3 separate regions of the Homo sapiens genome follow, and all the other regions are linked to region 1. The links are chromatin loops, found by intact Hi-C in ENCODE. Cell type or tissue: gastrocnemius medialis. All regions are shown on one strand. Each heading gives the region's core, and the rest is flanking DNA. Links, peaks and the distances in the headings are about the cores only.

Region 1 (8,078 bases), core at 1,581-6,580:
AAAAACGGAATGAGTAAGGCCTCATGCTGTAAATATTACATTGCTTTTCCGCCTAGACCGTGGCCGACCTCAGCTGAAACCGACCTTCCCCTGAGAAGCCTGTTCTGATGCCAGCCTCGTTCCTAGTTTGAGATTAAGCATCCTATAGCTCCCCAATCAGGGCACTATTTGCATTACATGCAGAGGCTCCTTTACCTGTCTCTGTCTTCCACTATCACAGAGAGAGCCTGTCAGCTTCGCTTTTGAATCCCCACACAACTGACTCAGCACCAGACAGGTAATAGAATGCTTAGGAATATTTTGATATTGGCCAAACAGGGGCAGATTCTTTATTGCCTCTTTAATCCTATTTTCTGTTGGGCACAGGTAAATGTAAATCCTTACAAAGTAGACAGAACTGAGTAAGTTTCAAAGCTCTAAAAAGGGCCTTTTTGCTTGAACAAAAACCGTTTGTATATGAGCCCACAGCTTTTGTGTGTGAAGCAGAATTTGTATCTTGCACACAAATGGGGAAGAAGAGAGCAGTGTTGAAATGGGGAAAGATCATAAAGAGGCCAGTTGTTTCCTTGTGGATATTTATCTCATGGTAACTCCTCTATCTGGGGTGTATTAGACTTGGCTTGAAGGAGTCATGGCCAGAGTAGGTCCCTCATTGGCTGTGTAGCCATGATTCTTGGAGCGGCAATAACATCAGGAAGAAAGGAATCATGAGGCCATTTGCTCTGTGGGTATAAGAAGGTGGTAGAATCGGTCAGAGCAGGATGTTCACATTTTAGTGCCCATTGAGATCCTTAGTGTGCTTAGTAAAAATGCAGATTCCCCTAGGGGAGAGACTCAGGAATCTGCATATTCACAAGCGTCCCTGGGGATCCTGCTGCAGGTGGATCACTGACTTGTTCTCTGCAACACTGCCCCAGAGGATGGGGAATTCTGGAGAAATACTGGCAAGTAGGACAGTCCTAAGAGCGAGAGCCTGCCCTTGCCCTTTGTCAAGGTCCTTAGTCAAAGGAGACCATGTAGCCCAGGAAAGTCAACTCAAGGAGCATCTCACAGAAGGAGGATGCTGCATTTTGCCATGATTCCTGCAACCCAGAGAAACCAATTCCAGCAAAGATCGATGCCCTGTACCCGGTGCAAATTTAGAATGATAAAAAGAAGAGTCATGGTTTCCTTGACCAGACAGGAGTGTCCCCTACTTTGCAGAATAATGAAATACACAGATGTTAAAATGAAAAGAGACAGAGATGGATGGAGAATAATAGAGCGCAGCAGCAGTTAAGGAGCAACTTAACAAAAATGCAGAGGAACCATGGGATGATCTCAGCCTTTGTGCTTCTAGGAGCGTCATTGCCAACTTGAGAGAATCAGCCCATCGCAGACAATCCTAGGCTGGAGGCTTTTCTCATAGCTGTCTGTGGCCAGAAGACAATACCAGTTCCTCAGGGAGGAGGCAGTCAACAGTCAAAAGGATACCAAAATGTAAAGCATGCATGTCCTTTGACCTAGCAGTTATACTTTCACGAGATAATATACAAGTGGGAAAAATAATATATGTATCTGGCTGTGCATTGTTTATTGAAAACACCCCAAATGTCCATCAGTAACGGGATTTATGGATACATAGACACAGTAAAGTTACCCTTAGCCATTAAAAATGATGATGTGTACCAGTAGTTATTGACAAGAAAAGATGTCACAACATATTATGTAGCAAAAACAGGTTTCAGGATAGCATATATTTTAAGGGTGCATTTAAGTAAAATTGCATGCTCGGATTTCTGCCTATTAATTCAGTCAGTAATTATTGAGTAGTCTGTGTGCCTGGCACTTCTCTGGGCATTGGAGATACACAGTGAACAAGACAGTGGCCCTTTGCTATTGGAAGTGTGGTACCTGGAGCCAGCAGCATCGCCTGGGAGCTTGTTAGGAATGCAGGATCCCAGGCTCCACCCCAGACCCACTGCATTTTAACAAGGTCCTGGGGCAATCCATTTGCACACACTAGTTTTTGAGACCATGCTGTAAGAGCATGTTTACCAAAATGTCCACAGAATACTTCCCCACGTGGTGGCAATTTGTTATAAATTTTACATCTGTCTTTGTATGTTCCTCCATGGTTTGACTTTTTCACAGTGAGCTATGTCTTGTGTTTATAAAAGCAAGGGTGGTGATATTGTGGAACAGCTCCTCATTCGTTGGGCTCTCTCAGCCACATACTGGCAGGATCCTGGGGCAGGAGTGGGAGGTGAGCAGGGGTTGAAGGTGAGTAGCTGTTGCTCATTTGGCCAACCACAGAGGTCTAGAAGAGAGATCCTGGAGACCCACAGCTACAGCAGGAGCTGTTTCCATAGCCTGAGAGATGCAGCAGGTCTGATTAGCTGACTTCATGGCTGTTCTGGTGGAACAGAGAGGCTTCCACATTGCAGCCTCTGTCCAGCTCTTTTGTATGATTGCTGCCTGGGAAGAGTCTGGGGAGGTGGCCAGAGACAGCAAGCCCATGCTGAAGTTTCCATCATCCTCCAGGACCTTGAGCAGCCCTGAGCCCTTCCCAGACAGATTGGGAGCTACAGGCATGATGTCTGGGGAAGAGCCTTCTATACAAGGCCTGGACAGTTCTGCTCCTGTGGGAGAAGGGCTTTTTCTTGGGAGTCTCTCCTGTACCTGTCCCAGATGAGGGGTTTGATCAGGTATGGCTCTAGGGTACCCTGCCTAAAGTGTAGTGTAGTTAAAAGAAGCTGGACTCTAGAGCAGAAGAACTGGACTATAGACCAGTCTGACCCTAAATAGCTATGTGACTTTGGGCAAGTCCAGTTGCCTCTTTGGGCCTCAGTTTTGTCATCTGTGGAACGTGAGAATTAGTTACTGAGTGCACCTATGTGGACTGCCTGTGTGCCCCAGCTGTTACACGAGTCTTTGTCCTTAGGATATCACAACCTGGAGACACTGGAATGCCTCCTGGCCCCCTCTAGTTCTCACGTGGACCCCAAATATGGGTCCCAGGACTGTCTCTGATTTATGACCTGGTTGTCACTGGCTTCTGGTGAAATGGGAAAAATAAGGACATCTAGTGAACATGTAGCTATAAAGTTTCTACCCTTTCAGGGTGGAGAGTTCTTTACTCTGAGACTTTGCCTTCCTGTATTTCGGATGCTAAGGCAGCTGTTTATTTAGGGTATTAGTAAGTAGAGCTCATTGCTGGTGTTTTTGTAAGTCTTTGTGTAAAATAAAAAGTTGGCAATTGTATTAGTCTTTCCTCCACTCTCATCTACTTTTTTTATTTTTTATTTTGCTGATCTGTGAATTCCAGGACTGTGGGAAGTAGGCTCTAAAAAGTGGGGACATGACTTAGATCAGGAAATAAACCCAACTCACAGGAGACCCTTGGTCCCCATCTTCCTGCTAATGAAAGCTGCCGCTTTGAAAAGTTTGTGGACCAGATCCTTGAGAAGTGGTGAATTCAAGTATTCAATGGAGTAGAGTCACCCTGTCTGCCTTTGTCAGGGCTGCTTTAAAGACAGGCAGGGTCAGTCTTTCACCTTCTGTCGGGCGCTGCTGAGTTCTACGAGGAAATCTCCCCTTTGTGGAAATAGGGGGTGAGAGAGGGACAGTCGGGGCCTTGCCCAGGACCCCCCTTCCCCACAGCCCTGTAGCAAGTCATGCAGGCAGGGAGCAGCTGACAGCTGTTGTCTGGGATAGGCTTCTCTCTGCCCCTGCCAGGCACTCGGCTGGTTGCCTGTGATCTGCTTTGCAGGCATGTGATGATGCAAATGTAAATCATAACAGGACAGGCTTCCCTGACATAAACAGCAACTGAGCATGCTGACCAGGCAGGAAGTCTCATTAGTAATTCCTGAAAAGGGTGCAAGGGCAGGGCCAAAGAGCTGGTTAATTGAATGATGGCTAATTCGTTTATAATTATTCATATTTTCACTCTTTTCTCTTTCTCCCATAAAACCTAGTCCTCTGGAGCTGGGCTGGTCCTTAGAGAAATCTAAGGAGGCGGCAGAGCAGCTGTGCCATGGGAAAGATTTGAACCTTGACTTTGTTTATTAGCAGTGTCAAGTTACTTCACTTCTGGACCTCAGTTTTCTTATCTGTAAAATGTTTTTTTTGTGTGTGTGAGAACTTAAAGAAAAAGATATCTGTGAAACAGAGCGCAATGCTTAGCTCATATTAAGCATTCAGAAAATGCTAGCCATGTTCTCCGGCCTCACTCTTTCCTTTTATAGGTTCATTTGGACATTATGCAAATATTTATGAGGCACATGGTGTAGGCACTGTATGGTGCAGCTCCTTTAAAAATGGTAAATGAAAGTATGCAAATGAGCGTACGTTCTTGGAGGCTGGAAGGCAGAGGCGTTAGCCAAACAGCTTAATACAAAACTGGGGAGACCAAGTAGTGATGTGTCCTGTGAAGGGAAAGAAAAGAAGGCTGAGGGTTAGAGCGACTAAGGGTGGGAGTGTAGGTTCTACTGCAGATAGTGCAATGATTCAAGAGACTGAGTAAGATGGAGGAGTGAGCCATGCTGAGCCCTGGGAAAAAGACATTCCAGGCAGTGGGAACAGAGAGTGCAAAGGCCCTGAGGTGGGAATATGCTGGCTGGGCTTGAGAAGGAACAAGGAAGCCTGTGTAGTTAAGATTTCCAAGATGGGAAGATCTTCATGGCCTTCATGAGAAAGCCTGGAATTGGAGAGCAGCATGATGACTCTAGGTTTTATTCTAACGTAATGGGAAGGCAGTGACGTTCTTACTAGAGGAGTGATGTGCTGAGGCTTGAGGAAACACTCTCAGCGTAGATGGCAAAGCCTATAAGCATTCTTCCCTCATCCCTCAAAAGGTGATCAGAACCAGACTGGCTGATCAAGGACCGTGTGTCAGAAGCTTGAACCTGTCTGGAAGGACACGATGGCTGGAGAGCTGGCAGAGGGGCAAACCTGACCCTGGAAAATGGAACTCCTCTGCTTTTCTGTTACTGTAGACTTTCCCAGCAGAAGCTAAAATGCCCATCTGTGCAGAAAAAGCATTAACGCAGCAGGCCTGACTGCTGCCCTTTGAAAAGTCTGCTTGGAACATTGGCCCTTGGCTGGCAGCTGGGAACCTAAATTTCAGTAGGTTTCCCATTACCCAACTGTTAATGGTGGCTCACTGTGCCTAAACTGGCTGTGCAGACAGTGTAGTTGATGCTGTTTTTCTGCTGGAAGTCTGGAAATTTGGTGTACCGAGAATGCCTGTGTGACCAGCCTCTCATAAAAACCGTGAGCACTGAGCCTCTAATGAGCTGCCCTGGTGGATGACATTTCACACATGTTGTCAACAACTTGTTGCTGGAGGAATTAAGCACATCCTGTGTGTCTACCCTGGAAGAATCCTTGTGAAAGCTTGAGCCTGGTTTCCTGTGACTTCATTTCATATGCCTTTCACTGTAAGAAATCTTAGCTTTGATTATATGCCAAGTCCTGGGAGTTAGCCTAGTGAATCATTGAATCTGTGTGGGCTTGGGGACCCCTGACACAGCATCTTATATGAAGGGACTGTAGTGTTGGTGTATCTCATTACTGATGATGTTGACCATGGTCCCTTGGCTGAGGTGGTATCTACCAAGTTTCTCCACTGTCAAGTTACTATTTTTCTCTTTGTAATTAATAACATATTGCGGAAGATACTTTGACACTGTGCATATCCTATTTCTCCTCAAGTGTTTATTTTCTAATTTTAGCATCCATTGCCAGATCTTGCCTGTAACAGTTATTACAATAGTGTCTGCTTCGTGGTGACTTTCTGTTTCCTGCACCTCTTCTACATTTATTAATGAGAAGTCTTCAATAAGGAAGAACTTTCCTTTCTCCCCTTTTTACTTACTTATTCAACAATTTTTGGTATCAGTCTCAGGTACTAGATCCTTATTTTGTTGGCCTCAGATATTTATTTTATTCTCTGTGTCATAATCTGATACCGTTGTTGATTTTGTTGCTTGGATGGTTCTAGCTTTGGCTATTGGGAACTTCAGGTTAACTTCTGTGTCCTTTTGACATGCCCCCATGATATTTGGACACTTATTTACTTTATTTTGACACTTCTGGCAACAGAAGATACTCTGGGTTCATCTTGTTTGTATATTCTTCCTGGAATCAACTATTTCTCCAAGGAGGTTGGTTCTCTTTGCTGGATAATGGTATTTAGAAACCAAGATCTGGGTGCTAGGTGTGCTTATTGCTGTTGAGATGTACTGCTTCTAGTCTTCTCTCAGCAGACAGAGCTAGGAAATGTATGTATGTGCATTATCCCTTACATACACACAAGTCAATATTTATTTTTGTCTGTCTGTCCATCCGTCCATCCATCCATCCATCCATCCATCCATCCATCCATCCATCCTGTCTGTCTAATTTTTAAAGACCTTGAGTTCATACTGGTGACCTCCAATTCCTTCAAATTTCCATTGGAAATTTTGGTTCAGTTTCAATGAACCAAAGCCTCAGGATTCACTTTAGCCTTCTCACTGTCTTTTTTTTTTTGAGATGAGTCTCTCTCTGTCGCCCAGGCTGGAGTGCAGTGGCACAATCTCAGCTCACTGCAACCTCCACCTCCCGGGTTCAAGCAGTTCTCTGCCTCAGCCTCCTGAGTGGCTGGGACTACAGGTGCCCGCCACCACGCCCGGCTAATTTTTTTGTATATGTAGTAGAGACGAGGTTTCACCATCTTGGCCAGGCTGGTCTTGAACTCCTGACCTTGTGATCCACCCACCTCGGCCTCCCAAAGTGCTGGGATTACAGGCGTCAGCCAATACGCCTGGCCTAGCCTTCCCACTTTCTTTATTTGCAACTTCTTTCTCTGACAGAAATCTTACAATATATTTACATATTTGTTCACCCCTAGTGCACCCAGAAGACAGTTTCAGAATTGATGACCCATACCCTTGGGAGAAACAAATATAACTAGTGTACAGTATTGTAGATTTTTTTTTTCTTTAGCTTTATGGAATCTAGTCAACATACTGTTTTCCTGAGTTACTTAGGCTGGTTCTTTTCTTCCCCATCCCCTTCAGTGTGGTGGTGTTATTTACTAGTAATACAGTTATGTTTACTTGTTATTGTTTATATTTCATTTTGAGTTTTCCCCACATGTGATTGATTTTAAGTGTTTATTTTTGGGGTATATAAAATACTACCGTAGTTCTAAGATATACACTGCTCTGAGTATATTTACACAAGTATATGTTAAGTCAGATAGATATACTCGGAGAAATGTGTAACCTTCTCATCCTGTTATCTTGTCTGATATCAGTTCCCCATGTTTTTTCACTCCTTTCCCACTCACACCCTGTAGATAACCAATCTCTTTAGTTTCTGGTTTATCCTCCTGTATTTCTTTTGCACAGATAAGCCAATACATGTATGTTTTCTTATACCCCTTCTCTTCTTATATGGAGGGCAGCAAAGTACTGTTACGGGATCTTTGGGGTATCACTTTGCCAACTGGAAATTTCTGTGGCCAGTGACACCTTTGCCCAAGTTTTGCTCTGGCCTGCTGGGCTTCTCTGCCTACTTGACCTGGCAGGCTGCGTTCGGCTCCCACTACCAGCCTAGATCCCATACCTGCCAAGGGCAAGCCAGTTGCAGAACAGTGAGGGTTGTGTGAGCGAGCGTGGAGTTCAGCCACTGCACAGCCAGGTATGCCAGCTGTGGTGGGGCAGGCAGCTCCAGGCACCAGCATGGGTGCCAGCTCCCTGCAAGGCTGCAGGTGGACCAGGCATACCTTAAGCAGCTTCCATGGCTGACACTGGGGAATGCAGTGTGGTGCCCAGAACCTTGGAGACTTCAGCAACCACAGAGCCCTAAAGAGTGTATCACAAACCTGGCTTGGGGTTGCTCCTAGGTCTGGGCTCCCCAAAGGGCCACAGCTCTTCTCTTCCTTCTTCTCTCCTCTTGTCTGCTGCGACATGGTGGGCAAACAGCATGTTTCAGCCCTGTTTGTGTTATAGCTCTTTTAGCCTTGCCATTCAGTGAGTCCCTAGTTCTTGTCCTGCATCCGGGAAGAATGAGGTACGCAGACAAGTGGAGGGTGAGCAAGACAAAGG
Region 2 (8,078 bases), core at 1,750-6,749, 180 kb before region 1:
GATTCAAAAGTACAAGACGAACAAAGGATTGAAAAGATTAAATGTGTGAGAGTTTTAATTTTCCTCTGGGGGAAAAAAGACAGCAAGTTATGATTTTCTTCTAAGCAAACAAACCATTTTCCATATGCCTCTAAGAGAAAACTGCTTTTCTATTATTCTGCACATTCCACAAATAAGTCCAGTGGGGAGGAGGGTGCCTAGGAAGCAGCACATTTTCTTATGTTGTAGAAAAAATGTGTTTTCCAACTCATAGTCTCTAAGCTCTAGTAAAATAATTAGGTTCGAGGAGCAACTCTGCTTTTGAAAGGCAGCCAGGGAGCATGGAAGAGCCAGGGCTTACTTTCTGAATGCTGTGAGGGCCTCTGGGTGGGGGCCTAGTGAGACCTGACCTCATGGCCTGAGGCATCTGATGCACCATGCACCTGCCCCCATGGTAGGACACTTGCCCCTCACCACGAGATGGGTCTGGGAGGCTGTGCACCCTACAGAAAGATTGTCCAGAAATACCTTCTGCAGTGTTACCTTCTGGATTCTAGCTCTTGGGGCATATATAACCCCCATTCTCAAACCTTAGAGGAGAACCTGGGGTGGCCCTTCACATCCTTGCTAGAACTTCAAAGACTTTGGTACCTGGCCTTGTCATTCCCCTACTTCAGTCGCCCCCAATCTTTTTGGCACCAGGGACCGGTTTCATGGAAGCCAGTTTTTCCACGAATGGTGGGGGGATGGTTTTGGGATGAAACTGTTCCACCACAAATCATCAGACATTAGATTCTCATAGAGAGCACACAACCTAGATCCCTCAAATGCGCAGTTTGCAATAGGGTTGACGCTCCTATAAGAATCTGTCAGATCAGCCACAGCATTAGTAGGTGGAGCTCAGGCAATAATGCTCACTCCCCTGCCACTCACCTCCTGCTGTACCAGTACCGGTCCATGGCCCTGGGGTTGGGGACCCCTGCCTTACTTCATTACCTTCAATAGTTCCCCATTGTTTTTATGATGAAATTTCTATTCCTCAGATTTTCTCACAAGTTTTTGTTTGTTTTTTGTTTTGAAACAGGGTCTCACTATGTCACCCGGCTGGAATACAATGGCACAAATACAGCTCATGGCAGCCTTGACTCCTGAGCTCAAGCAATCTTCCCGTCTCACAATGCCTGGCTAATTTTTTATTTTATTTTTTTAGAGATGGTGTCTGGCTATGGTGCCCAGGCTGGTCTTGAAATCCTGGGCTCAAGTATTCCTTCTGCCTCAGCCTCCCAGTGTGCTGGGATTACAGGGATGAGCCACTGTGCCCTGCTGGTAAGTTCTTAATAACCTGATCCTGCTGTATCTTTCCCTTATCTTTCACTCCTCCCTCTGCAATCCTCCCTCCACTCTCCTAACCCCACCCTCCGCCAACCCCTGCTTCTCTCCTCCAGCATATGGAAGTCTTTGCAGCCCCTTGGATGCACTGGACTCTCTTTCAGTTTGGAATGCTGTACCTGGAGGGTGGGAACAACATGCCCTTGCTCCACCCTGCTAACTCCAATTCTCACCTCAAATCTCAACACAGGAGTGCTTCCTCCAGGAAAGCCTCCTTCAAGGCTGAGTTGGGCATCCCTCCTGCTTGCTGCCATAGTTCACTGTGCTTACCTCATCACAGTTATTCATTCACAAGTATTTACTGAGTGTTCCCATATAGCAGCCACTGGGCTAGGTCCTAGGAATACAGTGGGAAGAAACACTAATAAATAAGTAAAACAAACAAATACCTGATAAAATCCTATTCGTGATAATTTCTGGGAAAGAAAAGGATATACATGGAAAATAGGGGGTGAGGTAAAGACCACCTTATCCTATTTTATTCTTATGTTCTCTTTATTACTCTTTCCACTAGACAGCAGGTACCCCAAGAACAGAGATTTGTGTTACTCTTCGCTTTACTTCTAATGCCCAAGTAGGATGCAGCATAATGAAGGCATTCAATAAGAGCTTGTGGTATGAGCCATAACGATTTTCTCTTCCTTCCATTTCCGGGCCTGTTTTCAACATTGTTGGAAACTGGAAATTTCAAATCTCTTTCCAGGAAGGGTCAACTGGACAGAGAAAAAAGGACATTGAACGAAGACACTCTGAATTCAAAGGACAGAGAACAAAGACCCTGGCTTATTTGGAAATCAACCTCCTTCCCTAATCTGCCATGTATTTGATATCTATCGTTATTGGTATTTTAAATATAAGGACGTTTTAAATATGACCTCAAATTCTTTGACAATGCTTCCTCTTGAATGTGGGCTGGTCCTAATGACTAGCTTCCAATGAGTAGAAATTGCAGAAATGATGTGTTAATTTTGAGGCTACATCATAAAAGACAAAGATAATGCAGCTTCCATCTCCGTCCCTCTTCCATCTTGCTCTGTAGGAAGCCAGCTTCCATTTTGTAAGGACATTCCAATAGCCTAAGAAGCAATGCCCATGGTTAGGAACCGAAATCTCCTGCCAAATGACAAATGAGTGACCATCTCAGGAACAGCTCCCTTACCCCACCAAGCCTTCAGAGAGGACTGCAGCTCCAGCCAAAACCTTAGTTGCAACCACATGAGAGAGCCTGAGTCAGCCATTCAACTGAAGTGTTCCCAGACTCCTGACCCACAGAAATCCACAGATAATAAAAGTTTGGTTTCAACCACTATGTTTTGGGGTAATCTATTATGTAGCAGTAGATAATTAATATAATTTGTCTGCACACTGGAACTTATGTCGTAAAAGAAGGGAGTTAGCTGGGCCTTCTCTGCAAGAAAAGCCTCTCTCCATTCCAGACAAAAAAGGGGAACTTGTCTGAAAAATCAGAAGGGTAGTGGGATGGACTATTAGTGTCCCCCTAAAACTCATAAGTTAAAATCGAATTTGCAATGTGATGGTATTTGGAGGTGGGTCCTTTGGAAGGTAATTAGGTCATAAGGGTGGAACCCTCATGAATGGGATGAGTGACCTTGTAAAGGGAACCCCAGAGAACTTTCTTGCCCTCCCTCTTTCTGCCATGTGGAGATACAAGGAGAAGTGGACACTCTGCAACCAGGAAGAAGACCCTCACTAGAACTGACCATACTGGAGCCCAGAGCTTGGACTTGCAGCCTCTGGAACCACAAGAAATAAATTTTTGTTGTTTATAAACCACCCAGTTTACAGCTGATATAGTTTGCATGTTTGTCCCTTCCAAATCTCATGCTGAAATGTGACCTCCAATGTGGAAGGTGGGTCCAGTGGGAGGTATTTGAGTCATGGGCGTGGATCCCTCATGAATATCTTGATGCCCTCCCCACAATAATAAGTTCACATGCGATCTTTCTGGTTGTTTAAAAAAAAAAAAAAAACAAGAGAGAGATGGGGACCTCCTCTCTCTCTCTCGCCATGTGATACGCCTGCTCCCCCTTTGCCTTTCATCATGATTGTAAGCTTTCTGAGGCCTTACCAGGAGCCAAGCAGATGTGGGTGCCATGCTTGTATAGCCTGCAGAATCGTGAGCCAAATAAGCCTCTTTCCTTTATAAATTACCCAGTCTCAGGTATTCCTCTATAGGAATGCAAAATGGACTAACACAATGGCACTTTGTTATAGCAGCCTGAATCAAGACAGGTAGTTGCTTTTCCAGCTGTAAAGAGACTGGGCCTATCTTGGATTCTCAGGTTTCCAGCCTTCTCCATAACATCCCCTATGACCCCAAAGGAGTTGTGAATGTAAGTAGGCATATAATTAAAAATTCATGCATCTTGAAAACTTTCAATGTGTTGGCACTGTTCTAAAGAGCTTTGCATATATTAACTCGTTTAAGCCTCACAACTACCCCGTGAGATACTATGATTGTCCCTGCTTTACAAATGAAGAAACTGAGGCACTGAGGAGAAGTAACTTGCCAAAGCAAGCTTTTAATATTGGAGAAAAGACCCTAACAAAAAAGAAGGCTTACTATGTGACAATCATTTTAACAAACACTTTCATAGCATTTTTCTTAATCCACAACACAAACCTGCAAGAAATAGGTCAAAGGCCTATTTTAACGATAAAAAATGAGGCCCTTGAAGGGTAAGTGACTTGCCCATTGTCATACGGGACGTGGCAGGTGTGGGTTCAAAGTCTAGGTCTGTTGCTTTCAAAGCCTTCTTTCCTCAACACCCAGCTGCCTCCCTGCTCCCCTACCCTCTCTCTGCTCTCAGCTTCAGATGTGTGCTTGGCAGATCCAGAAAAATCCCTCGGGTGCTGGCCAGCTGCCTAAATGAGGAATGAGGTGACAGCCCTGAATTTACACATGCCCAGGCACCTCCAGGCAGCTGTTACCTGCACCCAAGTCTATGCTGATGTGCTTTACCACAAGCCTTGGGTCAGAGATGAGTGAGAAAAGTGGGCAGAAAAGGAGCAGGATAAATGGGCTGCAGTAAGCCCAGCTGTTTTGGCTTCAAGGCAAGAGTTCAGTAAATCCAGAAACACCTGTGCCTGTGACATTCCTGCGGTCGAAGCTGCCTCAGGGCTTGGCTCTGCTTCCCGGGATGAGGCAAGAGTTCAGAGGAGATGGACAGAAAAAACTCTCCTGACTGTCAGGAGAAGGGAAGAGCCCCATCTATGAAGTCAGACGGGCTAGCCTAGGAGAAATTCATACTGTGTATCCATCCACATACCTGTGTTATCTGTGAGTAGAAAACCTGCTTCCCTGCACATAACACGCACTCACTTGTCCATGTTAACTCCCTCGCCTCTCCACTCTCCTGTCCTCATCTCCAGAGTTTGAGGTACCCCTTGACTTAACATGGAAGTCAGCAGGCCATCCTCATGAGCTAGAAATTGTTAGCTCTCCTTGCATTTCTCTAAGGCAATGGTCTGAGACCTCTTTTGGGTACTTGGGATGATTGCATTTTGCTGTAATACAGGGGAAAGAAGAGAGCTGTGGGAGTCAAATTTTGGGGGCTTAAAGATCACCTGGAGTGTGTGTTAGAAACACAGACTCCAGTTTCATTCCAGTAATTCTTATTCATTGGGTGCCCCTATGAATGGGCTTTTTTTTTTTTTTTTTTTTTTTTTGACAGAGTCTTGCTCTGTCACCCAGGCTGGAGTGCAGTGGCACAATCTCAGCTCACTGCAAGCTCTGCCTCCCAGGTTGACGCTGTTCTCCTGCCTCAGCCTCCCGAGTAGCTGGGACTACAGGTGCCCACCACCACGCCCAGTTAATTTTTTCTTGTATTTTTAGTAGAGACGGGGTTTCACCGTGTTAGCCAGGATGGTCTCGATCTGACCTCATGATCTGCTCGCCTCGGACTCCCAAAGTTCTGGGATTACAGGCGTGAACCACCATGCCTCGCTGAATGGGTATTTCCAAGCCACCATCTGGCCACACTTAGAGAAGCTCTGGATTAAGAAGAGTTTCAGGCATTCAAGAAAAGCATCCCATATTCATCCTCTTTGACAAATTATTAGATCCTGGTTACCTTTAACCAGTTTAACGTAAAATTTCAGATTATGTCTTCATAAGAATTTATAACAAATTTTTAAATTTCAGATTCCATTGAAAAGCTGATGAACATCTAAAAAGAGAGAAGGTAGGGCTTATCTCCAAAATCAAAATGGTAGTTGCTTTTTTATCCTTGGGAGACTAGACTTGTCTTTAGGGTTCTTCAGTCCCTTCCAGAAGCCAGTTTTGTTTTTCCGTGTTTGTGTCTGTGGTAGACAGAATTTTGGCCCCCATTAAGCTGTGAAGTGTGTGGTAAGTTGTTATATAGCACTAGAAAACTAACAAAATCTAAATGTTTTCATTTAAAAAAATATTTTGGGGCTGGGTGCGGTGGCTCATGCCTGTAATCCCAACACTTTGGAAGGGCAAGGTGGGCGGATCATGTGAGGCCAGGAATTCAAGACCAGCCTGGCCAACATGGCGAAACTCCATCTCTACTAAAGATACAAAAAAATTAGCCAGACATGGTGGCACGTGCCTGTAGTCCTAGCTACTCTCGAGGCTGAGGCAGGATAATTTCTTGAACCTGGGAGGCAGAGGTTGCAGTGAGCTGAGATTGTGCCACTGCATGCCAGCCTGGGCAACAGGGTGAGACTCTATCTCAAAATATAAAATAAAATAAACATTTTGGTCTAGAATTTTGTTTTCTGTTTTGGTTCAGTTTGGTTTTTGGTATTCTTAGACTTGAATTCATTGCTGGATGATTCTCTATGTAGAAGTTCCCTGCCTCTCTTTGAAGACCACATCAGATGCCACTTCCTACAGGAAGCTTTCCCCAAGTAAGTCATTTGTTGTCATTAGCCTAATGGTCTTTGCTGGAAAAGTCCCCATTTGTTGGTGAGTGAGAAATGGGGGATGTGATACCATTTGGATATGTGTCCCCACCCAAATCTCATGTTGAGTTGTACTCCCTAGTGTTGGAGGTTGGGCTTAGGGGAAGGTGATTGGTCATGGGAGTGGATTTCTCATGAATGGTTTGGCACCATCCCTTGATGCTGTGCTTGTGATAGTTAGGGGGTTCTTGCAAGATCTGGTTGTTTAAAAGTATGTGGCACCTCCCCGCCTCTTGCTTCTGCTTTCGCCATATGACATACCTGCACCCCCTTCACCTTCTGTCATGATTGGAAGCTTCCTGAGGCCTCCCCAGAAGCAGATGCCACTATGCTTCCTGTACAGCCTGCAGAATCATGAGCCAATTAAACCTCTTTTCTTTATAAATTACCCAGTCTCGGGTATTTCTTTATAGCAATGCAAGAATTGGCCTAATACAGGGTGATAAAGGATTGAATGTATATATGAGGAGGGGGGGATGTTTGGGAGCCAGACAGAAAGATAAGTTCATTCATTCATTCGAGAAATATTGATCAAGCATCTATTATGTTTCTTCTAGGTGCTAAAGATACTCTGGTGAATATGACAGACAAAGTTTCCCTCTGTCTACATTGTAGAGGAGGCAAGCAGATAATACAGAAGTCAACAAATAAATAAAGAAAATTCTCCAGACAGCAATAAGTCCTACAGGGGGCAAACTTCCAGTAATACGTGAGAAACAGAAAAAGGAAGCCCCTTTAGAAACAGTTACTATTAAAGCCTTCGCTAAGAATGTGATTGTTGAGCTGAAACTTGGATGATGAGAAGGAAAATGTGCCCAAGAAGGGAAAGAGCAATTGCAAAAGCCCAGAGACTGGAGGGAACTTGATATGTTTTCTGAACAGGGTAAAAAAGGACTATTTGACAAAGAAGCAGTAAATGAGTGAGAAAGTACAGCCGAGGTCCGATTAGCAGACAGAGGCCAAATCAACTAACGTCTTGTAGATCACAATGAGGATGTGGGTTTTATTATATGTGTACTGGACAGCTAGTGGATGTGGAATATTATTGCAGCTTCTTCCAGACCAGACTCTTGCAGGAGTCAGATCTTGGGAAAGGGGTTGTGTGAGGTTGGAGCTGTAGGAGGATGCAGCTGCAGTCAGAACCATGGCAGGCTGGCAGGGATGATGGGAAGGAGAGAATAAGTATTCCAACTGCTCTAATCTTGCAGTCTCTTGCCAGTCCCTCCCGCTAGCTACAAAACAGAAAGGGAGAGGACAAAGCCACCTTGGTGATGCAGTTATCCAAGTGGTCAGCCTCACAGAAACAGGAGAGAATGTGTTGGAGAGGGCAAAGGAGATCATTACACACAGACTTGCTGTTTTAAGTACCTACAATGTCTTCTCAGCTAGCAGACTACTAGTTTATCTTCATAACTACCTACCAAAACCCACCCGGGCGGAGGGAGATAAGTGGAGTTAATGTATTCTAAGGTTCTTCCATTGTCCAGGAAGTAGTAAAAGTACTAATTAATACTAAACTATTATAAATCAGGAATGCATGGTATAAATTCTAAGGTGATCACTTAAAAAGGAGATAAAAGAATATATACCTAAAAGGCCAATAGAAGGGGGATATGGAATGATAAAAAAAAAACTTGACCAATTCAAAAGAAGACAACAAAGGAGAGGAAAAGGAATATAGAACAAAGAAAAGATAAATCATACAATAGATTTAAACCCAACTAAGTTATTATTTCAGTATTTCCATGAATGTACATTGA
Region 3 (8,078 bases), core at 1,750-6,749, 110 kb after region 1:
TGTTAAACACATGCAGAGCCTGATATTAAGCATTAAACCAAGGAGCTAGGCTAAGACAGTTGTGTCAAGAAGTTGTTGTCTTTGAAGAAGCACAAGGAATTTAAAGGGATGAGGAAACAAGAAGGGGGCCTATCCAGTTGGGACCACAATACAAAATTGAATTTATCATTTATGAATAATGGCTTCTAGTTTTTGAGTACTTACAGGGTCCCAGGCACTGTAGATGGTGGGACGTAGACGGTGGGATGGTGGGAAGGTGGGAGACCCAGAGAGCTTAAGTGATCCAGCCCTAGACACACGGTGTTAGTTAACTTTTGGGAGACACTTCACAAGCTGGTGTGAATGAAAGAAAAGCAGCATGTACTTTTACAAACCTTAATTTAAGCAAAGGTAATAAATTTCAACCTACTCAAAGCAGAACTAGGGTGTGATTACTTGCTTTGTAAAAGATTTTTTGCTTTGGAAAGTTAGAAATACTGGTTTTCAAAATATGTTTTGATTTTCCTATCTAAACCTCTATTGGATTAAAGTAAAACATGTTGACCATATTACGTGGAGAAATATTGCACACTCTGTCCAGCTATGCTGGATGAAAAGGTTGCAGTCAGTGAAGGGTGAAAAACTTAGTCTAGTTTGGACAAGAAGAAAAAATTAACTTCTGAACTTTACCACCTAGATGTCACTACTCTAATACTTCTCAAAGTATAGATGGACACCACACCTGCTAATATTGCATGTTCCTGGGACTCAACCTAGTCTGAAGAATCAAAAGAGTGGTATTAGAGCCCCAGAATCCATGTTTTAATAAGCTCCAAAGGTGATTCTGCACCATAATTTGAATTTCCTTTAGATCACCTCAATCCATATCTGTTAACCTCTCGTCCATATTTTCTCTTTTTGTGTCTCTTTCTGCTGCGTTCTGAATAATTCTTCTTGAGCTATCATTCAGTTCATTTATTCTTTTTTCATCTGTGTCTAATCTACGGTTAAGTGGGTCCATTGAGTTTTTAATTTTAGCTACAGTATTTTTCACTTCTAGATGTTCTATTTGGTTCTTTTTCCAAATATATTTCATCTTTTTTTTTTTTTTTTTCCCGAGATGGAGTTTCGCTCTTGTTGCCCAGCCTGGAATGCAGTGGCACATCTCGGCTCACCGCAACCTCCACCTTCCGGGTTCAAGTGATTCTCCTGCCTCAGCCTCCCGAGTAGCTGGGATTACAGGCATGCGCTACCACACCCAGCTAATTTTGTATTTTTAATAGAGACAGGGTTTCTCCATGTTGGTCAGTCTGGTCTCAAACTCCCGAGCTCAGGTGATCCACCCACCTTGGCCTCCCAAAGTGCTGGGATTGCAAATGTGAGCCACTGTGTCCAGTCTTCCATCATTTTTTAATAGTTTACTCTTCCCTGCAGATGGACATATTCAAGCTTTGCTTTTATTTCTTAATAATTTACTAATATGTTCATGAAATTTAGTAATATGTTTATGATTAGGTCTGATAATTTTAATATCTGAAGTCTTTACATGTCTATTTCTGATATCTGCTGTTTTTACTGGTCTACTCATGGTATCCTGGATCCTCCAGTACTTAGTATTTTTGACTGTATATTACTCATTGTCTTTGAAAAATTATTTTTGGAAATTCATTGAAGACTGTGATAAAAGATGCCTTTCTCCAGAGAGATTTAGGTTGGCTTCTGACAGGTTCCTAGGAGTACTACCAGTTCAGGACCATTTCAAACCAAGTTTTTGAGGTTCCCTGGACCATCTGAGTAATGCAAGGCCAAGGTATACAATCCATGAGAAGGCCATCCATGGTGAATAAATCCTTCCACATCTCCCTTGTTGAATTTGTTGCAAAGACAGCCTTCTCCACAGTCCTCTGATCTGGAGAAGGTTTATTTCTGGCTCATCCTCACCTTAAAAATTAGCACTTTGGAGTCCAAGCATAACAGAGGGTCTCCTTTAGACTCTCCACTTTGGCCCTGGATCTTGACTTAATGTTCCTCTCAATTTTTGGCAAAACTGAAACTCAAGTTGGTCTAGCTCACCATTGCCCTTGGAAGAAAATTTGCCTCAATTTTCCAGATGCTTACCTTTTCCTTTTTTTTACTTTTTTGATGATATTAAGAATCTTAAAAAATATATTTTACTCTAGAATTAGGTTTTTTCCCCAGTAGGGGAGATGGTTTGCATATATAGCTCGCCATATTACTAGAACTGGAAGTCTCTGCGCTAGAATTATAGAACCATTCCTCTGTTTATTCCAGCCCATGATGTTGGAGAGACAAAACTGAAGCTGTCCTCTGGCCTGTAGTTGGGTAGAATATTTTACTGACCTTTGCCCAGATCTTTCACCTTTGTTCTCCCTAGAGTGTTTCCAGGTATCTCAAATGAGATGGACCAAGTCTTAAAGCACCAGTAACTTTAATGCAATAAAAAGATCAAATAGTACTTTTAGAAGGAGACAAAGGGGATTCCATAAAAGGTAAAAATCTTTAGATGCTGAGAATTTAGGGTATAGGAACCACAGCTGTTCAGATGAACTTGGGCTAGTCTTCCCTGTCACGATCACCATGTGCCTCTAGACAATAAATGCAGTTTGAGGAATGCAGTGGCACAAGATGGCTTGTGTTCACCACTGAGACTGATAAATGAGAGCTGGAAAGAGTGCTCCAGTGTCTGTCATTGAAAAGTGGGGAGATAGCCTGTACCTGGGCTCCCTCACTGTCGAGTTCATTATTCCCTCACATGGATTAATTGGCCTCTCGAGGTGAGATTGCCACTGGTTCTGAAGGATGCCTCTCTTTACCACATTATTGCTCTCCCTTCACTCTGCTTCTGAAAGTCACCCTTGAAAACACACATTCTTCTCTACTGGTGAAGTCTGATTTATCAGCCAACTCCTCAGAGAAGAAATAACAAGATAAAAACCTCTGGCTATAAAGCACTGTTATGCATTATGCTCTGTTGGCTTTATGTCTAGACAGAGCTAAGAGACGCCTTTGTGACCCTAGCAATACCTAGAGATGACTGTATATTTACCTCTTTTTAGAAGAAAGATGGACTTGACATTTTTATATATTAGAGGCCACAGAGGCAAAGAAAGCTCTAGCCAGGGAGACAGGAGGTGACACTTTAAAACCCTGGTCTGCCTGTCCTTCCCTGAATGAGAGAAAGTGTAGTATAGCCTTGCAGATAAAAACAGACCCTGGAGTCACCAACTGCCTGGGTTCCCATTCCTCACACTATCACTTTTTAATTCTATGACCTCGAGCAAGTTACTCACATCTCTGTGCCTGAGTTCCCCATCTATGAAGTGGAAATAATGGTGGTACCTATCTCATGGTGGTGTTATACAGATCAATCATGTAAGGTACTTAGAGTATAATGCTTGACATGTAATAAGCACTCAGTAAATATGAGATATCATGGTTATTATGCTAGCCCAGAGAAACTACGGTATATGCAGTTGCCGGCAATGTCTATAAAATAGTCTTCTCTTGCAGTGAGTCACAGGAGCTAACAGCTCCCATTTTGAAAGGGGAAATTGACAATGGTAGCTGGCTTATTTGAGAGAGTTGGTCCACATCCAAAAATCTTTTCAGGCCAGTACATTCTTGCCAGACTGATTGCATGTGTGGTCTAGGGTTACCATGTTCATTGCCAAGAGACATGTGAGTTACTGAGCTAGGAGAAACCCAAATTAGGAGTACAAGGAATCAGGAGATCTCTGGGAAATGCAGTCAGAAGACTAGATAGCACTACCAGGCAGGTCCAGATTCAGAATTAGTGAGACGGATGGGGTATGAATCCCATACTCACCACCTATTCCTGTGACTGATCGTGGCTGAGTGAGCTCATCTCCTACAGATTCATGCACTTGCATATGGCTATGAGATTTTGTTTAAAATGAGCCCCCCTGTGGGTTACGTGGGCATATGCATTTTTCAGAAGTCATAGCCTGTATACTCAAGATGTGTGCATTTTGCTGTATGGAAATTACACAGTTTTTAAAAAATGAGTTATTCCTCCCCTTAAGTTGATAGTGGAGCTTGCATAAATGTGCAGGTGGTTGCCATGGCCCACAGGGGATCCATTTGTGATTACCAGCTGGGAGGAGATACACCTGCTTGCACGTCTCTAGCAGATGTGTGTGACCTGCCCCCAACTCCTGCTAATTCTGGCCCCTTTCTTAGCCTCTTCTCCTATATCCATCTTTCCTTGGCTTCCTATTACCTTTACTTCTTTTCTCAGATCCTAGGGTTTTTTTTACTCTTTTAATTTACATTTAGTCTTTCCTTTTTTATGATCAGAAGTAACCTATGCATATTATGAGAAAGAGCAAACTGCTTAGAACTATATAAAGTAAAAAGCAAAAGTTGTTTTCAGTTCCCCAGAAGTGACCAGCATGATTTGGTGAAAATGCAACCAGACTTTTCTATATATGCATGTCGTGTATCTATGTGCCTATATAATACAAATATATAGATGTGTAGATAGAAAAATACCTACACATATATAGGGTTATGTTGTTTTATTATAGGAACGGAATCCTACAAAACATCTTTCATGGCACTACATAGAGCACTGCCACCCCATTCTTTTTCAGTGGCTATCATATATCCACTGTTTGGATATATTAACCACTCTTTTTTCCGTATTTCTAACTTTAGTCAAGGTGGACATACAGCTCAGCTGAGAAGCAGACACATTGTGAAATGGACTCCCCCAAAAGAGTTTCATCTGACTTATCCCTTCTCCGCAATAAAATCTTGGATTCTGGGTGTGTTTGTTTTAGATGCTGTGGTACCGGCTGGTTTTAGCAACAAGGACAGTGTTGGTAGGGTGAGAAACACTATCCCAAGTCATATGTCTGTGTGACTACAGGACATTTCTTTTGAATGCCACAAGGATGATTTATATGATTACTGGAGACAAGCCTCTGTCTCCTGAAGACAGGCCAAGATAACGTTAGATTGAATTTCAAGAGATGAAAGTGAGGTTTTTAAGTAATAGCAAAGCCTTGTGTTTCTGTAGTACTTTGTGCTTTTTGAAGTGCTTTCACAGTCATTATCCTGTTTGATCCTACTAAGAACCCTGAAAGTACATAGGTTGGTGGTTTTTATCCTGAGACTACAAATGATACCAAGGATAACGATGAGTAGGAATCAGAGCTAGAATTAACCCCTATTTTCTTACTATTGACCCAGCATGCTTTCTATGTTGAAAAGTGCACCACATCGAGAAGAGATTGGTCACCGCAGCACAGGGCACGCAGAATTCCATTAGTATCACTTACCTGGGAAGTCCAGGTGCCTTCAATAGTTGAGGGGAGTAAATGATATGACTACCTACCTTCAAAACTTGTAGTTTAAAGTGGTAACTTGAATACTCACATTTACCTCTGTTTCCTTCCTCTAAAAGAATGGTTTTTTAAAGGGTAAATCCACAGGGACAAAGAAAAGGAGAGGAAAACCAGCAAAAAAAAAAAAAAAAAAAAAAAAAAAATTGTGGAAGCTGGAGAACAAATGGGTGAGCTATGACTGGATTAGTGAACTCAGAAAATGGAATTCTAAGCTGGCACTCAGGAGAACCAAGAGGCAACCAGATATACTTCCAGAAGGCCTGGGAATTGGCAACTTGAGATAACTCTGGAAACAGAAGAGATGGGCTAAAAATGGGAAGATTAGTTGAAATTTCGTTAGGAAGCTATGACACTTTCATATTCCTTCCCTATGCTACACAGCCTAGCGACTGCCCCTCTCACACCCAGGCAGAAGACTGGAGCTTACTCTCTGCTGAGGGTAGAACAGGTCTCTGGAATACCAGATATGAAGCACAGCTGAGAATGGGGGTCCGTTTCTGAAAACAGGGATTTAGCATAAGTCAACATAATGAACATTGAAACTACTAGCCCTTTTCCTCAAGTCAGGTCCCAGAACACAGCCAGCCAGGCTCATATTCCTTCTAAGCAGGAGTTTATAAAAGTCTTCTTTGGGAAAACTCACCAGTTTAAGAGATTGGATGTCAATGAAGTGGCGCAACTGAATCATCTAATGGTGAAGCCCACAACCAAGAGCTTTTTTTTTTTTTCCATTTTTTAAAATAAAAGCTTTATTAAGACATTCACATAGCATGCTTTCACTCATTGAAATTGTACAATTTGGGTTTTTCATAGAATTTGCAACCATCATCACATTAAACATATTTATAGAATTTGCAACCATCACTGCATTGTCTACTTGCAGAATTTGCAAGCATCATCACTATAAACTTCAGAACATTTTTATCACCTCAAAAAGAAAACCCCTAGGCTGGATGCAGTGGCTCACACCTGTAATCCCAACACTTTGGGAGGCTGAGGTGAGTGAATCACTTGAGGTGAGGAGTTCAAGACCAGCCTGGCCAACATGGTGAAACCCCGTCTCTACTAAAAATACAAAAATTAGCTGGGCGTGGTGGCACACATGTGATCCCAGCTACATGAGAGGCTGAGGCAGGAGAATTGCTTGAACCCGAGAGGCGGAGGTTGCAGTGAGCCGAGATTGTGCCACTGCACTCCAGCTTGGGTGACAGAGCGAGACTCCATCTCAAAAAATGAAGAAGAAAAAAAAAACCCTTGTCCTTTAGCTATCACCCCCTGCACCCCCATCTACACCCTAGGCCTACGTAACCACGAATTTACTTTTTTTTTATTATTATTATACTTTAAGTTCTAGGGTACATGTGCACAACATGCAGGTTTGTTACATATGTATACATGTGCCATGTTGGTGTGCTGCACCCATTAACTCGTCATTTACATTAGGTATATCTCCTAATGCTTTCCCTCCCCCCTTCCCCCACCCCACAACAGGCCCCACTGTGTGATGTTCCATTTCCTGTGTCCAAATGTTCTCATTGTTCAGTTCCCACCTATGAGTGAGAACATGTGGTGTTTGGTTTTTTGTTCTTGCGATAGTTTGCTGAGAATGATGACTTCCAGCTTCATCCATGTCCCTACAAAGGACATGAACTCATCCTTTTTTATGGCTGCATAGTATTCCATGGTGTATATGTGCCACATAGCTTTTTAGTGTCCCACACTTAAAAATGAGTGTCAGCCAAGGATCACCAGACATTTGACACTTGACAGAAACCTTGAATATGAAAGACAGAACACTCACACATCTAGGGGGAGGGGGGAGGGGAGGAGGAGGAGAAAGAGGAGAAAAGCATTTTGGAGGGAAACAGGCTATATCAAGAGAAGGAAACTTAAAACAGAAAAACCTAAAAGATGACTGAAGATACAGAATCCTTGAAATAAAAATAAGATGCCTCCCCTCTTTTAAAGGACTAAACAGGAAAGGACTCATAGAAATTTAACTTGAAAAAGTTGGGATTGTTTAAGGTCAGGAAATCAAGACTAGTGTGGGCAACATAGTGAGACCCCATCTTCACAAACAATTTAAAAAATATATTAGTTGGGTGTGGCGGCACATGCCTGTAGTCCTAGCTACTCAGTTGGCTGAGGTGGGAGGATTGCTTGATCCCAGGAGTTAAAGTCTGCCGTGAGTTATGATTGCACCACTGCATTCCAGCCTGGGCAACAGAGTGAGACCTTGTCTCTAAAAAAACATAATAATGGAAAAAGTTAGGTCATAAATTTGAAGGTATATCCCAGAAGGTAGAAAAACACAAGGAAATTGAAAATAAGAAAAACTGAAGACCGGGTTAGGAGATATATATCCAAATCGTAGGAATTCTAGAGAGAAGAGAGAAAAAAAATGAGAAATTGAAGAAAATGCTCCCTGAACCAAAGAACAGTGGTTTTCAGACAGAAAAGAGCCCACCTAATGCTCAGATTGGTGAATGACAGTAAACCACACCAAACACATCATTATGAAATTTCAGAACATTGGGCAAAAAGAAGATCCTACAAGTTTCTAGAGAGGGCATTACAAAAATAAATACATAAATGAAAGTAAGTGTTTTTACAAAGGTTCAAGAATCAAAATGGTGTCAGTCTTCTCAATAACATTGGACATGAGAAGACAGTTCTGAAACAAATCGTTTCAACTCAAGTTCTGTACTA

What was found. Hi-C counts contacts between places; a loop is a spot of excess contacts. Peaks named below come from ENCODE experiments on the same cell type or tissue, not always from the same donor. Only the 100,000 strongest peaks of a DNase experiment are listed, where the experiment ranks them.
Region 2: it touches region 1 in a loop (1.8-fold over the local background); 1 of 110 quality-filtered maps calls a loop at or near these places.
Region 3: a loop joins it to region 1, with 5 times the contacts of the local background. A loop is called at or near these places in 1 of 110 quality-filtered maps.

Annotation. Positions count from the first base shown.
Region 1 is chr11:36,069,890-36,077,967 of GRCh38, forward strand. The region is part of intron 2 of LDLRAD3 (low density lipoprotein receptor class A domain containing 3); the gene reads left to right. It overlaps LOC101928510 (a long non-coding RNA gene), which reads right to left and starts at 8,012. Exons shown (of 2, transcript NR_135064.1): 1 at 7,856-8,012. In gastrocnemius medialis, for the core only: no CTCF peak of the experiment used is centred there; DNase peaks (open chromatin) are centred at 3,732 and 5,255; H3K27ac peaks cover 2,163 bases.
Region 2 is chr11:35,889,805-35,897,882 of GRCh38, forward strand. It overlaps LOC124902661 (a long non-coding RNA gene), which reads left to right and starts at 1,272. Exons shown (of 2, transcript XR_007062655.1): 1 at 1,272-1,305; 2 at 2,072-3,162. In gastrocnemius medialis, for the core only: no CTCF peak of the experiment used is centred there; a DNase peak (open chromatin) is centred at 4,507.
Region 3 is chr11:36,182,888-36,190,965 of GRCh38, forward strand. The region is part of intron 4 of LDLRAD3 (low density lipoprotein receptor class A domain containing 3); the gene reads left to right. Among named protein-coding and RNA genes, the nearest start is that of COMMD9, 100 kb to the right of the region's middle. In gastrocnemius medialis, for the core only: no CTCF peak of the experiment used is centred there; DNase peaks (open chromatin) are centred at 3,694 and 4,840; H3K4me3 peaks cover 263 bases; H3K27ac peaks cover 2,688 bases.